2 separate regions of the Mus musculus genome follow, and region 1 is linked to region 2. A link is a loop called in an ENCODE intact Hi-C map of the cell type or tissue named here. Cell type or tissue: heart. All regions are shown on one strand. Each heading gives the region's core, and the rest is flanking DNA. Links, peaks and the distances in the headings are about the cores only.

Region 1 (8,348 bases), core at 293-8,292, 61 kb after region 2:
GTATAAATATTATATATTCAAATAAATACATATAAACATTTAAGGATACATATGATTTTTGAGGATTCCATACATGTGAGGAATTAAGTAATAATCACTAGTAATAGAGCAGAGGAACTCAAAATCTACAGTCATGGAACAATGATCAAAGGCAATGAAGGAGCTAGAGAAAGTACCCAAGGAGCTAAAGGGGTCTGCAACCCTATAGGAGGAACAACAATATGAACTAACCAGTACCCCCCAGAGCTGTGTCTCTAGTTGCATAAGTAGCAGAGGATGGCCTAGTCGGCCATCAATGGGACGAGAGGCCCTCGGTCTTGCGAAGATTATATGTCTCAGTATAGGGGACTGCTAGGGCCAGGAAGCAGGAGTGGGTGGGTTGAGGAGCAGGGCAGGAGGGAGTGTGGGGGAGTGTAAGGGGCTTTGGGGATAGCATTTGAAATGTAAATGAAGAAAATATCTAATAAAAAAACAGATTTGCTCAATCTTTTTTGCAAACCAAATTTTTAAAGTTCATGCTTTTAGTAAATATATTTTGAAAATGAAAACTATATCATTTGTTTCTTAAGATTCTAAAATGATTGTATCATTTTCCTCTTCCATTCTTTATGCAAATTCTTATGCACTTCCTTTCTCATTTTAATTTCAGGGACTCAACTTGAATTAATTGCCCAGCAGGACTTAAACTTACACAACAGACACACACACACACACACAAACACACACACACACACACACACACATACACACATACACACAATTGCTGGTAACTAATGAATGCTGTGAAACATGTTACCCTAGGTGTAATATTCTTCCATAGGAAAGATTATAATTTTCCCCAGTAAGGATTTATATAAAATTAATCTATATCTGTCTTATTACTTCCAGAATATTAATACTTTAGCTGGATGCATACATCCACCACTATAAGATGAATGGTAAAATAATCCATACAGTGCTGACAATAAGGACCATCAGTCAATACCACAGTGAGAATTTGCCAAACAAATGTATGCAACAACACCTGCAGTACATGCTATGAGCTGCTTTTGTTTGTATTTTTAAATTTGATCGACTCTACCTCTGAAGATTATGTCTTCCTTTGAATACACACAGATAAAAGGGGATCTCACAAAAAAAAAAGACATTAGTGCCAATGAAAAGTGCAAATGGAATGAAAGATGGTCAGTGGTTACAACAGGGTAGACACCAAGGAAGAACTTTTGTAGTTAATTCAAACAAAAATAAGGCCATGAAATATTTGTGTTTGCATTCAAAATCAGTCAGTGTTTTTGTACTGAAAAACTGCATTGTTGAAATTCAAAGAAAGGATGAGATCAATTATAAAGCCATTCCAGAATCACAACAGAATTAAGAATGGAGCCATATTCACTGCTAATATACATGAGGGAAGACATGGTAGAAAGAATCCAGAATGGCATTATATACATGAGAAATGTTCTAGAAAATGAGTTTGTCATTTACTATGTAAAATTGCTTGCAATGGTGCATAGCTCCAGTAAAATAGCAAAGTACATTAAAAACAAAATTGCCTTGAACTGAATTCTGATGATACATCAATTTTATCAAACTATGAAGAGTAAAATTGAATAGATATTTGATGAAATTAATTTCGATGTATATGTTCAAACCCATATTTTACTTGCTATAAAGGAAAATAATTCTCTCTCATAAACCCATAGAGAAAATTTTGAATTTGACTGGGAAAGATTCAAGATACATCAACCAAAGGATTGAACATATTGGCCAATAGTATGACTTATGCATTTCAGAATCCTAATGATGGACCTGGGAATCTGATCTTGATCTTTGCACACACATTGAGGATGACAACATTTGTTTGAACAGTTTTACCTTCACTTGCAAATGTGGGCTACTACAAAAGTATGTCCACACATGCAAATAATGGATGTGATAAGAAATGTGAAAAGACTGTACTATGAATGTGAGTATAAAATAAGCCACCTTTCTCTTAAAAGTATTCCACACTCATAAGGAACACACTATACAACAAATATGCTTAATACATTATAATAAAAGTGACTGAATTTTGACATTAACTTAGCTTAGTTTTTCTGATTTTATGCAAGTTCATTGTTTTTCATAGGAATCAATCCTCTTATTTATAATGACTAAACCGGACTAGTTTTTCACATATCAGCAAGTACAGACTTTGCAACGAATGGTTTGTTGCTGTACAAAATAAAGAGAAACACACATACACATTGATACCTGAACTGCTGAGAGGGAGGGCATCAGAAAAGTTCATTTATATGGAGCATTAATTATAATGAAATATAAGAGGCCCTGCCCAACAACCAAAGTTGCCCCATCTACTCAGCACATGAAAATGTACTATGATTTCAATTGAGTCAAAATATGATTCCCTAAAAATTTAAAAATAACATTAAATATTTATCCAAATAACAAATTTTATACACTTACATTTGATGTTTTTAAAATTCAAAATAAATTGTCAAACAAATTAACCATTAAGTTTTAATATATATCTAAACATTTTTCAACTCTACTGTCTTTGATTTAATGCCTTAATACCACAAAAGATTTTACCAAGCACAGAGTATTATCTCATAGAGCGTAATTCACCTTTATACTTTATTTGTTTTTTTATTGTTATTTTGACAATATAATTTTAGAGATTCTAAAATTTTTCAGGTATTTCTTTGGAACATTGTCTGCTTGTTGATTTCTAACACATGTCTTCATGTATTCACAGGAATTTATAAGTTATTGTTCTATTTCCATGCCATACTAACTACTCCATACAGATATTAGAAAGTATTCTTGGGAAAGGAAAGTCAGACTTGGATAAAAACAATGTATTTACTTTATTAAGAAACATACATGAATATTTCTGTCCAACTCAGCAATACCTGTCTGACACAATCCATTAACCTGGATTATTTAATTAAAGCTAAGAAACAGCACCAAGATAAAACTCTCATAGTCACTAAGACTTGGTAGACACATATATAAAATAAGAATACATACTACAAACCAATGGAGTAAATGTGGAAACACCAGAAAGCTGTGTGAAAATAAAAAGTAAATTATCAACAACCACTTATAAGCCGGGCGGCGGTGGCACATGCCTTCAATTCCAGCACTTGGCAGAGGCAGAGGCAGAGGCAGAGGCAGAGGCAGAGAGGCAGAAGCAGAGAGGCAGAGGCAGAGAGACAGAAGCAGAGAGGCAGAGGCAGAGAGGCAGAGTGGGAGGGCAGAGGGGCAGGGGGGCAGAGGGGGAGAGAGGGAGAGGGGGAGAGGGGCAGAGGGGCAGAGGGGCAGAGGGGCAGAGGGGCAGAGGGGCAGAGGGGCAGAAGGGCAGAGGGGCAGAGGGGCAGAGGGGCAGAGGGGCAGAGAGGCAGAGGCAGAGGCAGAGGCAGGCAGATATCTGAGTTTGAGGCCAGCCTGGTCTACAGAGTGAGTTCCTGGACATCCAGAGTTCCTCAGAGAAACGCTGTCTTGAAAAACAAACAAACAAACACCTCAGACAACCACTTATAATAAAAGTGAGATAGATGAAATATCTTAGGAGAGCAGAAGTATTCACAACTTCTAATTGTGACACTGTTAAAACTGGAAACAGATGCATGTAACACACATAGCCTCTTTCTTCACTGAAAAATCCCAACGAACACAAAGAACTTACTGCATTTCATGACAACGTCTAATACTGCAGGTGAGTACCTCCAAATCACCAAAAACAACAAGGTAAGGCTTAGAATAAATCATCCTTCCTTGAAATCATAACACTTTAATATATTCAGATATTGCGGCATAATAAGAATAGCCAATAAGAGGTTATTGTTAATTATAAAATGAGAAAACTAAAGTGAATACAGTCAAAGTTTCTATTTACTCCTGCCTACCTCCCCCACCCTCAGTGAGGAAAATAATCCAAGAAGAAAATAAAACTGATGAAAAAATTTTAGAAACTCTAAGAGTGAATTTGTCAAAAAAAATAAGTAAGTTTAAATGATTTTACCCTCAAAGTCATAAGAATTCTGAACTAAAAATATAAATAATTTTACTTACTGTATGTAATTATCCAAATATTGATATGGTACAGCTGAATTTGGCATTTTCTTCCCAGTGTAGAAAGTATGAAGAGGGAAAAATGCACCAATCAGAACATCTCCTTCATGATGAAATTCTTCAGTAATTATGTAATAACATCTACTGATATTAAACATAATAGCAGAGAAAAATTTTGGAACTTGCAAGAGCCAGAAGATTAAAATCCAGGAGGACATCATATTATTACATGGATCTGCTTGATGCAGAAAAAACTGTGTCCAGTACATGTATGCTTGGTTCTTATTTTTGTGACCATGATTTGTATTTGTTGATGACTCAGTCTGTCACACTAATTATTCCAAGGGATTGAGAATCCAATTGGGAATTTTAAAACTATCCTTCCCATGGACTCTGCTTCTGAAGCCCTCTATTCAAGTGAAAAACAAGTTAGGAAATATGTTTCTTCATATTCTTCACTACCCAAAGGCCCTATGACTTCAGCAAAGACTACAAACAGCAAGAGCTCAAGTTTGATCTTCTCTTGGGATGAATTGGCTAACCATGTGAAACAAGAAACTTTTAATATGAAAAACAATTTAGGCTGATGTAACCCTACAGGTTACATCAGAGGAGGCAAACTAAGTGGAAAAGGAAAAGGCTAAAAAGAAAGCACTGAAGGACTGACCACTCAAAATTTATATATTGCAGCGCTTTAGTTGGCAATTAACAAGTGTGAGTTATAGGAAACAACTACCAATCAAGTTTATACAATATACATTAGAGTACATTATACCAACATTTCCTGCTTTTATTCCAAGAAAGAGACTTTATTTCTAATATCTGTAAGCTTTATACAATAAGAACACTTAAGAGAATTTTCAGGGTAAGGATTGTTATTACAATGTCTAGTTCATTTGTATTTACAACTTTTAATAAATTACTTCTATTCTATCTTATTTAGTCCAAAGTTCTCTAAAGGTTTTATGCCAAAAAAGCACAAGGAAGAGTGCATTTAAATTGATACTTAAAAGACAACCTAAGGAAATGTTTGGTTTGGGGTTTGTGACTAAGATAAAATTATCAGAACGTTGCTAAGTAATGTTAAGCTCTGGAATTAGGAATCACTATCATCAATGTACTTTTCATACCCATCAAATATCTGAGAGAGAAACATTTCACCTGAGTAAACAAGATATACATACTAAGAAGCTTCTGTTTTAAATAAAAAGACAAATACATACTGGTTCCTGGGAAAGTCACCAAAAGTGTATCCGTGTCAGTGGAGACATCCATTTTGGCAATGATGCCCAGAAGTTCTGACAATGAAGCAGAAATTTGAAGGAATCTCTTACCTTGTCTAGGAAATGTGGGGTAATTGCCTATCTAGTATCTTCCTTGTAAACAGTTTGGACTCTACTGATGTCAGTAAAGTTAAAGGGTACTTTATCGCCTAGTGGCCAGTTTTAACATACTTCTAGCAAACTTAATGTGAAGACTGATTTTTGCCCATCATCTTCTTTGGAAGAGATTGAGAGTTTTGCCTTCCTTAATGTGACTCTCTATCACAAAAAGCATTTTCATTAAAATACCTTAAATGCCACATTCTCAATATCTATGAAGTTTGTGAGAAATACGTATCTGTCTAAAGTCTATCGAAATAGAAAAACTGTGCTTGTTTCTTTTAGGTCATTCTAAGCTTAAACTTCAAAACATATACAGCAGACGGAGTTAGTCTTATTCTCATAATTAAGTGCATCAATTCTAAGCATAGCAACAATAATAATTCTGAATGCACTAAAGGATTTGATTGTTTATAAGGTGAGGGACTTCCAACGTGAATATCGTAATTATTACTAACAATTTATAAGAGTAGCTTTTTTAAGTGTATATATTTAAAATAAGGATTTTAAATTCAAGATACTTTATTATCAAATTAAACATTGAATCATTGGCATAGTCCATAATGAGACATGCCACTTAACTGAACATGAAAAAAAGGCACAATAAAGAAATAAAAATAATCACTACATGAGTTAAAGGGGAAAGGGTATTTTTAATTTGCAAAAACGGTCTTCCAGGAGAAGTTCTAGTAACCAGCATTGACTTTAACATGGCAATCGATACCAGTCCTATATTAATAGAAGGGGTACAAGTTCCTCTTCCCAGAGTTGAGAGAATTACTCCCTTTTTAGCAAGCAGCACCCTTCTTTTTCTTTTAATTATATTTTTATTAGATATTTTCTTTATTTGCATTCCAAATGCTATCCCAAGAGTTCCCTATACCCTCTCCCAGCCCTGATCCACTACCCACCCACTCCCACTTCTTGGCCCCGGCATTCCCCTATACTGGGGTATATGAAGTTTGCAAGACCAAGGGGCCGACTAGGCCATCTTCTGCTAGATATGCAGCTAGATACACCAGCTCTGGGGGTACTGGTTAGTTCATATTGTTGTTCCACCTATAGGGTTGCAGACCCCTTCAGCTGTTGGCTACTTTCTCGAGCTCCTCCATTGGGGGCCCTGTGTTCCATCCTATAGATGACTGTGAGCATCCACTTCTGTGTTTGCCAGGCACTGACATAGCCTCACACAAAACAGCTATGTCAGGGTCCTTTCAGCAAAATCTTTCTGGAATACACAATAGTGTCTGGGTTTGGTGGCTGATTATGGGATGGATCCCTGGGTGGGGTAGTCTCTGGCTGGTCGATCCTTTCCTCTTAGCTCCAAAATTTGTCTATGTAACTCCTTCCATGGGTATTTTGTTCCCTATTCTAAGGAGTGTGGAGAGCAGGGAGAGCAGTGCTGCGAGCAATCACGTGCCTGCCGTGAGCAATCGCCATTATAAGAGGGTGCTGGCTTCCACTGCGCCTAACTAGTAAATAAGCCTTATGCGCAAGTGCAAGAGTGAACTCACGCCTAGTCACTGCCTATCTTGTGGCTTAGTAATGGGGTGATGGGCTAGCAACGAATCACGAGCTGTCATGCCACATCAGGTGCTGAAAAGTCACGCTGCGGGCTATATAAGCAGCTCCATTTTCCCAGTTCAGGGTCTTCCCTCCTGATAAGTAAGCAATAAAAGCTTTGCCCCAGAAGATTCCGGTTGTCCTGAGTGTGTTCTGGCCGGCAGGGACAAAAGCTCGGGATAAAGGAGGAATGAAGTATTCAAACATTGGTCTTCCTTCTTGATTTTCTTGTGTTTAGCAAATTGTATCTTGGGTATTTATTCTAAGATTCTGGGCTAATATCCACTTATCAGTGAGTGCATATCAAATTACTTCTTTTCTGTTGGGTTACCTCACTCAGGATGATATCCTCCACATCCATCCATTTGCCAAAGTATTTCAAAAATTCATTGTTATTAATAGCTGAGTAGTATTCCATTGTGTAATTGTACCACATTTTCTATACCCATTCCTCTGTTGAGGGACATCTGGGTTCTTTCCAGCTTCTGCTTATTATAAATAAGGCTTCTAAGAACATAGTGGAACATGTGTTCTTATTACCAGTTGGAACATCTTCTGGGTATATGTCCAGGAGAGGTATTGCTGGATCTTCCACTAGGACTATGTCCAATTTTCTGAGGAACCTCCAGACAGACTTCCAGAGTGGTTGTACAAGCTTGCAATCCTACCAGCAATGAAGGAGTGTTCCTCTTTCTCCACATCCTCACCAGCATCTGCTGTCACCTGAATTTTTGATCTTAGCCATTCTGGCTGGTATGAGGTTGTTTTGATTTGCATTTCCCTGATGATTAAGTATGTTGAACATTTTTTAAGGTGCTTCTCAGCGATTCGGTATTCCTCAATTGAAAATTCCTTTTTTAGCTCTGCACCCCATTTTAATGGGGTTATTTGAATTTCTGGAGTCTAGCTTCTTGAGCTTTTGCATGCAGTTTTTATCACAATTGCTCTATAGTACAGCTTGAGGTCAGGCATGGTGATTCTACCAGAGGTTCTTTTATTGTTGAGAATAGTTTTTGCTATCATAGGTTTTTTATTAATCCAGATGAATTTGCAAATTGCCCTTTCTAACTAAATGAAGAATTGACTTGGAATTTTGAAAAGGATTGCATTGAATCTGTAGATTGCTATCAGAAGAATAGCTATTTTAATTATATTAATCCTGCCAATCCATGAACATTGGAGATCTTTCCATTTCCTGAGATCTTCTTCATGTTCTTTCTTCAGAGACTTGAAGTTCTTGTCATTTAGATCTTTACTTTCTTAGTTAGAGTCATACTAACGTATTTTATATTATTTGTGACTATTGTGAATGGTGTTGTTTCCCTA
Region 2 (8,348 bases), core at 40-8,039:
TCCCAGAGTTGAGAGAATTACTCCCTTTTTAGCAAGCAGCACCCTTCTTTTTCTTTTAATTATATTTTTATTAGATATTTTCTTTATTTACATTCCAAATGCTATCCCAAGAGTTCCCTATACCCTCTCCCAGCCCTGATCCACTACCCACCCACTCCCACTTCTTGGCCCCGGCATTCCCCTATACTGGGGCATATGAAGTTTGCAAGACCAAGGGGCCGACTAGGCCATCTTCTGCTAGATATGCAGCTAGAGACACCAGCTCTGGGGGTACTGGTTAGTTCATATTGTTGTTCTACCTATAGGGTTGCAGACCCCTTCAGCTGTTGGCTACTTTCTCGAGCTCCTCCATTGGGGGCCCTGTGTTCCATCCTGTAGATGACTGTGAGCATCCACTTCTGTGTTTGCCAGGCACTGACATACCCTCACACGAAACAGCTATATCAGGGTCCTTTCAGCAAAATCTTGCTGGGATACGCAATAGTGTCTGGGTTTGGTGGCTGATTATGGGATGGATCCCTGGGGGGCATAGTCTCTGGCTGGTCGATCCTTTCCTCTTAGCTCCAAAATTTGTCTATGTAACTGCTTCCATGGGTATTTTGTTCCCTATTCTAAGGAGTGTGGAGAGCCGTGCCGTGAGCAATCACATGCATGCCGTGAGCAATCGCCATTATAAGAGGGCACTGGCTTCCACTGCGCCTAACTAGTAAATAAGCCTTATGCGCAAGTGCAAGAGTGAACTCACGCCTAGTCACTGCCCATCTTGCGGCTTAGTAATGGGGTGATGGGTGAGCAACGAATCAGGAGCTGTCATGCCACATCAGGTGCTGAAATGTCACGCTGCGGGCTATATAAGCAGCGCCATTTTTCCAGTTCAGGGTCTTCCCTCCTGATAAGTAAGCAATAAAAGCTTTGCCCCAGAAGATTCCGGTTGTCCTGAGTGTGTTCTGGCCGGCATGGACAAAAGCTCGGGTAAAGGAGGAATGAAGTATTCAAACGTTGGTCTTCCTTCTTGATTTTCTTGTGTTTAGCAAATTGTATCTTGGGTATTTATTCTAAGATTCTGGGCTAATATCCACTTATCAGTGAGTGCATATCAAATTACTTCTTTTCTGTTGGGTTACCTCACTCAGGATGATATCCTCCAGATCCATCCATTTGCCCAAGTATTTCAAAAATTCATTGTTATTAATAGCTGAGTAGTATTCCATTCTGTAATTGTACCACATTTTCTATACCCATTCCTCTGTTGAGGGACATCTGGGTTCTTTCCAGCTTCTGGCTATTATAAATAAGGCTTCTAAGAACATAGTGAAACATGTGTTCTTATTACCAGTTGGAACATCTTCTGGGTATATGCCCAGGAGAAGTATTACTGGATCTTCCACTAGGACTATGTCCAATTTTCTGAGGAACCTTCAGACAGACTTCCAGAGTGTTTGTACAAGCTTGCAATCCTACCAGCAATGAAGGAGTGTTCCTCGTTCTCCACATCCTCACCAGCATCTGCTGTCACCTGAATTTTTGATCTTAGCCATTCTGACTGGTATGAGGTTGTTTTGATTTGCATTTCCCTGATGATTAAGTATGTTGAACATTTTTTAAGGTGCTTCTCAGCCATTCGGTATTCCTCAGTTGAAAATTCCTTTTTTAGCTCTGCACCCCATTTTAATGGGGTTATTTGCATTTCTGGAGTCTAGCTTTTTGAGCCTTTTGCATGCAGTTTTTATCACAATTGCTCTATAGTACAGCTTGAGGTCAGGCATGGTGATTCTACCAGAGGTTCTTTTATTGTTGAGAATAGTTTTTGCTATCATAGGTTTTTTATTAATCCAGATGAATTTGCAAATTGCCCTTTCTAACTAAGTGAAGAATTGACTTGGAATTTTGAAAAGGATTGCATTGAATCTGTAGATTGCTTTCAGAAGGATAGCCATTTTAATTATATTAATCCTGCCAATCCATGAACATTGGAGATCTTTCCATCTCCTGAGATCTTCTTCATGTTCTTTCTTCAGAGACTGGAAGTTCTTGTCATATAGATCTTTACTTTCTTAGTTAGAGTCACACTAACGTATTTTATATTATTTGTGACTATTGTGAATGGTGTTGTTTCCCTAATTTCTTTCTCAGCCTGTTTATCCTTTGTGTGGAGAAAGTCCATTGTTTTGTTTGAGTTAATTTTATATCCAGCTACTGCCCTGAAGCTGTTTATAAGGTTTAGGTTTTCTCTGGTGAGATTTTTGGGATATATATATATATATATATATATGCTATCATATCATCTGCAAATAACGATATTTTGACTTCATCCTTTCCAATTTGTATCCCTTTGACCTTTTGTTGAGAAATTGTTCTGGCTGGGACTTCAAGTACTATATTGAATAGGTAGGGAGAAAGTGGGCAACCTTATCTAGTCCCTGATTTTAGTGGGATTGCTTCCAGCGTCTCTCCATTTAATTTGATGTTGGCTACTGGTTTCCTATAGATTGCCTTTATTATGTTTAGGTATGTTCTTTGAATTCCTGACTTTTCGAAGACTTTTATCATGAATGGGTGTTAGATTTTGTCAAATGCTTCTTTAGCATCTAACAAGATGATCATGCGGTTTTTGTCTTTGAGTTTGTTTATATAATGTTGATGGATTTCCATATATTAAACCATTCCTTGATCTCTGGGATGAAGCCTCCTTGGTCATTATGGATCATAATTTTGAGGTGTTCTTGGATTCAGTTGACAAGGATTTCATTGAGTATTTTTGCATCAATATTCATAAGAGAAATTGGTCTGAAGTTCTCTTTCTGTATTGGATCTTTGGGTGGTTTAGGTATCAGAGTAATTGTGGCTTCATAGAATGAATTAGGTATAGTACCTTCTGTTTCTATTTTGTGGAATAGTTTGAGGAGAGCTGGAATTAGGTCTTCTTTGAAGGTCTGATAGAACTCTGCACTACACCCATCTGGTTTTGGGCTTTTTTTGGGTGGGAGATTATTGATGACTGCTTCTAATTCTTTAGAGGAAATGGGACTGTTTAGATTGTTAATCTGATCCTGATTTAACTTTTGTACCTGGTATCTGTCTAGGAAGTTGTCCATTTCATCCAGGTTTTCCAATCTGTTGAGTATAGCCTTTTGTAGTAGGATCTGTTGATGTTTTGGATTTCCTCTGGTTCTGTTGTTTCTCCTTTTTCATTTCTGACTTTGTTGATTAGAACTCTGTCCTTGTGCCTTCTTGTTAATCTGGCTAAGGGTTTTATCTATCTTGTTGATTTCCCAAAGAATCAGCTCTTGGGTTAGCTGATTCTTTGAATAGTTCTTTTTGTTTCCACTTGGTTGATTTTAGCCCTGAGTTCGATTATTTCCTGCTCTCTAATCCTCTTGGGTGAAATTTCTTCCTTTAGTTCTAGAGCTTATAGGTGTTCTTTCAGGCTGATAGTGTATGCTCTCTCTAGTTTCATTTGAAGGCACTCAGGGCTATGAGATTTCCTCTTAGGACTGCCTTCATTGTGTCCCATAAGTTTGGATATGTTGAAGCTTCATTTTCATTAAACCCTAAAAAGTCTTTAATTTTTTTCTTTATTTCATTGTTGACTAAGGTATCTTTGAGTAGAGTGCTGTTCAGTTTCCACATGAATGTTGGGATTTATGCTGTTATTGAATATCAGCCTTAGTCCTTGGTGGTCTGTTAGGATGCATGGGATAATTTCAATAGTTTTGTATCTTTTGAGGCCTTTTTTGTGACCGATTATATGGTCAATTTTGGAGGAGGTACCATGTGGTGCTGAGAAGAAGGTATATCCTTTTGTTTTAGGATAAAGTGTTCTGTAAATATCTATTAAATCCATTTGTTTCATAACTTCTGTTAGTGTCCATGTGTCTCTGTTTAGTTTCTGTTTCCATGATCTTTCCATTAGTGAGAGTGGGGTGTTGAAGTCTTCCACTATTTTTGTGTGATGTGCAATGTGTGCTTTGAGCTTTAATAAAGTTTCTTTAATGAATGTGGCTGCCCTTGCTTTTGGAGCATAGATATTCAGAATTGAGCGTTCATCTTGTACCTGTTATGAGTATGAAGTACCTCTCCTTGTGTTTTTGGATAAATTTGGGTTGGAAGTCAATTTTATTCCATATTAGAATGGCTACTCCAGCTTGTTTCTTCGGACCATTTGCTGGGAAAATTGTTTTCCAGCCTTTTACTCTGAGGTAGTGACTGTCTTTTTCCCTGAGATGGTTTTCCTGTAAGCAGCAAAATGTTGGGTCCTGTTTATGTAGCCAGTCTTTTAGTCTATGTCTTTTTATTGGGGAATTGAGTACATTGATGTTAAGAGAAATTAAAGAAAAGTAATTGTTGCTTCCTGTTATTTTAGTTGTTAGAGTTGTGATTCTTTTCAAGACAGTTCTTGCAGCTGTCTTCTTTTATGTTTGTTGAAGGATTACTTTCTTTATTTTTCTAGGGTGTAGTTTCCATCCTTCTGTTGGTTTTTTCCCTTTATTATCCTTTGAAGGGCTGGATTCATTGAAAGATACTGTTTGAATTTGTTTTTATCATGGAATACTTTGGTTTCTCCATCTATGTTAATTGAGAGGTTTTTTTTGGGGGGGTGGGTATAGTAGCCTGGACTGGCATTTCTGTTTTCTTAGTATCTGTAGAACTTCTGTCCAGGATCTTCTGGCTTTCATAGTCTCTGGTGAGAAGTCTGGTGTAATTCTAATAGGCTTGCCTTTGTATATTACTTGACCTTTTTCCCTTACTGCTTTTAATATTCTATCCTTATTTAGTGCATTTGTTGTTCTTATTATTATGTGTCAGGAAGAATTTCTTTTCTGGTCCAGTCTATTTGGAGATCTGTAGGCCTCTTGTATGTTCATGGGCATCTTTTTCTTTAGGTTTATGAGGTTTTCTTCTATAATTTGTTGAAGATATTTGCTGGCCCTTGAAGTTGAAAATCTTCATTCTCATCTACTCCTCTTATCCGTAGGTTTGGTCTTCTCATTGTGTCATGGATATCTTGGAAGTTTTGAGTTAGGATCTTTTTGCATTTTGCATTTTCTTTGATTATTGTGTCCATGTTCTATATGGAAACTTCTGCACCTGAGATTCTCTCTTCCACCTATTGTATTCTGTTGCCAATGCTCACATATATGGTTCCTGGTTTCTTTCCTAGGGTATCTATCTCCAGATTTGTCTCCCTTTTTTTTTTATTGTTTCTATGTTGCAGCTGGCCAGCGGCCCACATGTCTGGGTTCTAGCCTGGGAGGCATCCTGAAATCTGGAAGAGAAGAGGGAGCTAGGCGGCACAAGAGAGAATGGAACCAAGACAACTAGTCTGCTCAAGGTTCAATTTTGCTATTCCCAGACACTGGATTATGAAGAAGGGGAAGGGTCCCATTCCCACCAATTCATCCTTGGAGTCCAGTTTCAGGTGACCACGTGATAGCTCTGGAACAGCTAGGCAGCAGGCAGTAGCAGTGGTAGTGGCAGAACGATAGGGTGGCAGGCTCCACCCTGATGCTCTCTTCGTGCTAACAGTGAAACCTGATCAGCCAGGTTTCAGGCTTATGGGGGGGAGGTTACATCTCTTCCCTGTTGTTAATATATAAAGACAAGGCTGGGCTGAGGCATAAAATTTATTTATGATCTATAGTTCTGCCTGAATTCTTAGGGCCTAATGAAGAAACCTGTCTCAGTGGGATTTCCTAACTTTTCTCACAGAAAACCCTATTTGGATAAGTCTGTCCTTTCTGTCCTAGTAAAAAAAACTTGCAGACTAGCCCTGAGCTGTTGGCTCTGTCTTTTATAATGCTAATTAGTTACTGAATAGGTAACTTCCTAGTTGAATTCTTACTGAATACCAAGTAGTCAGCTACATGGTCTTTTTAGGGTGTTGGAACACTGGTGAAGACTAACTGTATGATTTTGAAAGGCACTATAGTATGATAACACTGAAGTAGAGTATGCGGATCCTCCTCCTCAACAGCCTTGGATGACATGTGGGGAACAGAGAGGAGGAGGTGACAACTGGCTCCTTAGCAAAAGGCCATTTGGCTTGTTAGGTTGAGAGGCTGTGAAGGGCTTGCCCTTTTCACGGTATGGTCTCCAACCTCTCTTCCCCCTTTGAATTAAGCTTAATAAGGCCACACTTAACTGAGGTGATCAAATGATTTCCTCATTCTTGAATGAGTAGGCTTTAACCATGGCTGGGGTAGCATTGACCCGATTCCTCCCGTGGGTGCTGTCAAGACCCACAGTCATGGATCTTGGTATCTTTTGGGGAGGGAAAGCAGAGCCTTAGAAAGATATTTTTGGTTTTAACTGGAACTAGATACTAACCTCCATCCAAACTGGGTGTGTCTCTCAGGGAACTCAGAAATGGTCAAGTTGGACCTTCCCCTCCAGTGCTTTGCCTGCAACCAAGCTGATGCCCATACTGTATTCATATTATCATGAATCAGCATGCACAGTTCTGAGTACTGTGCAGATCCCAAGGGAGAATTGTCAACCTCAAATTCAGCAAGGCCTCTAAAAGAAGTATGTCACTAGTAACACCACAATTTGTGGTTCATAGACTATAATAGGAGCTGGAGGTCACCTTCCTCATCTCTAATATTTGCACTGCCTGAGGAATCAAGGGGACCTTGCAATAGCAGCAAGGATGGAAAACCAGAGACCAGCTAAGGGACTAAGCCTGTCTTATCAGAATAACAAACATATTCTTCTAATATCTGAAATTTCCACCTTTCTAGCCCTTGTAGCAAACCTTAATCTCATATTCAGACAGAAAGCCACAATACCTGCTGGAATGCCTTTAGAATGAAAATTAGTAGCTGCCACCTGCACTCTCTTGGGGGCAGGGATGTAAGCCCACAGCAGTCAGGCTAAAGGGTGTTCATTGACCTGCTTGAAAAAGAAGATCCAGACAATGAGAAGGTAACAATACAATGCTACTTTTGGGGAAATTCAGGTACTTTATTCAGTTGCAAATTAGCAAGGATCAAGCTCAGTCTCTGGCTTCCTTGTGGGGGAGCTGGGTTTTAGAATTAGTAAAAAGGCCAGAGATTCTCTGGAAGAGGAGGCTGTGCTCTGAATTAACTTTGGTAGGTAATTAAGAATTTTAGATATCTACAATTGGAAATTCTACTATTTGACTATATATTAGACCAGTCTAAGATTGAGTTAGAATAACTGGTCACATTGAAGAAAAGAGAAAAATCATTATGACTCTATTAAATGACTAATTTTACTAAGTCAGAATATACAGTCTCTGATGTTGTTTTGCCATAAACTTAAAAGGCCTGAAGCTAGTCCAAACTGGAAAAATGGCAAGCAAGGATGGATCTAAAACATGGACCCAATTTAGTTTCCTACTCACTTCAATCAGGGCACTGAGTCAACTCACCTGCCAGCTTGTCGCACGAATTAACCATCATGGTTCTGCAGCATTCTATGGAGAGAATCTATGTTTTTCCCTTCCCTAATAAGGTAGCTGTTTAGGATCAAATCATAAGCCAATAAGTATATCCTTTTAAGATACTATGAAGCATTTATTAAATTCTTTGACATCTAAATTTCAAAATTTGAAAATAAAGGTATGATTTAAATAGTGTGCATGGGAATGCACTAAATAGTATGCACAGGGATATTATTTCGCCATTCTTTGTCTTTTAAGAAGTTAAAGTTTTAAAGTTTCACAATATCTAATCCTTAGAATTAATGACTTGTTGAAAAAACATTTCAAATACTTCACTGTATTCATGTAAAAAGGGGCAGTGACTAATTGCACTTTCAAATGTTTCTCTTAAGGAGAGGTTGTAACTAGAAAGCTTGAAAAGTTATTAAGAGTCACATGTGCATAATTTATTTATTTATTTATTTATTTATTTATTTTCTAGAAATAAGAGCATTTATTTGTAGCAATTTATTAAGTAAAATTCCTCAAGAATTAACACTATTATGTGGAAACAAGTAGTAACTGAGGACACTAAAAGGAAAGAATTATACATGCACAATTTTCAAGAATACTAAAATATTATTTTAAACCATAACTGTTTTGAATATACAAATAACAAGGTTATATATCCAATCTATCTTATATGTACGACTTATAGACTGCCTGTGATGTAAATCTAGCATGGCATTGTTTTAAGATGTCCAGGCAATCTAGAACAATTTAATAAATGTCTAAAAACCACCTTCTTAAAAGGACAGCATTTTTTCTATGAGTTGTATACGCATAAGTATACGTATAAGTTGTATACATATAAGTTGTATAAGCAATTGCAAATTTGAGAATTAATACCATCTGAGGGACGAACAATCTTAAGCAATTGTGAGCTCTGAGATATAACATTGAC

Evidence for each region. Hi-C counts contacts between places; a loop is a spot of excess contacts. Peaks named below come from ENCODE experiments on the same cell type or tissue, not always from the same donor. Only the 100,000 strongest peaks of a DNase experiment are listed, where the experiment ranks them.
Region 1: a loop joins it to region 2, with 2.8 times the contacts of the local background. A loop is called at or near these places in 6 of 42 quality-filtered maps.

What each region holds. Positions count from the first base shown.
Region 1 is chr17:18,081,007-18,089,354 of GRCm38, reverse strand. It overlaps Vmn2r91 (vomeronasal 2, receptor 91), which reads right to left and starts at 4,298. Exons shown (of 6, transcript NM_001104540.1): 1 at 4,078-4,298. The coding sequence starts at 4,298. In heart, for the core only: no CTCF peak of the experiment used is centred there; no DNase peak of the experiment used is centred there.
Region 2 is chr17:18,141,662-18,150,009 of GRCm38, reverse strand. No RefSeq gene overlaps it. Among named protein-coding and RNA genes, the nearest start is that of Vmn2r92, 6.1 kb to the left of the region's middle. In heart, for the core only: no CTCF peak of the experiment used is centred there; no DNase peak of the experiment used is centred there.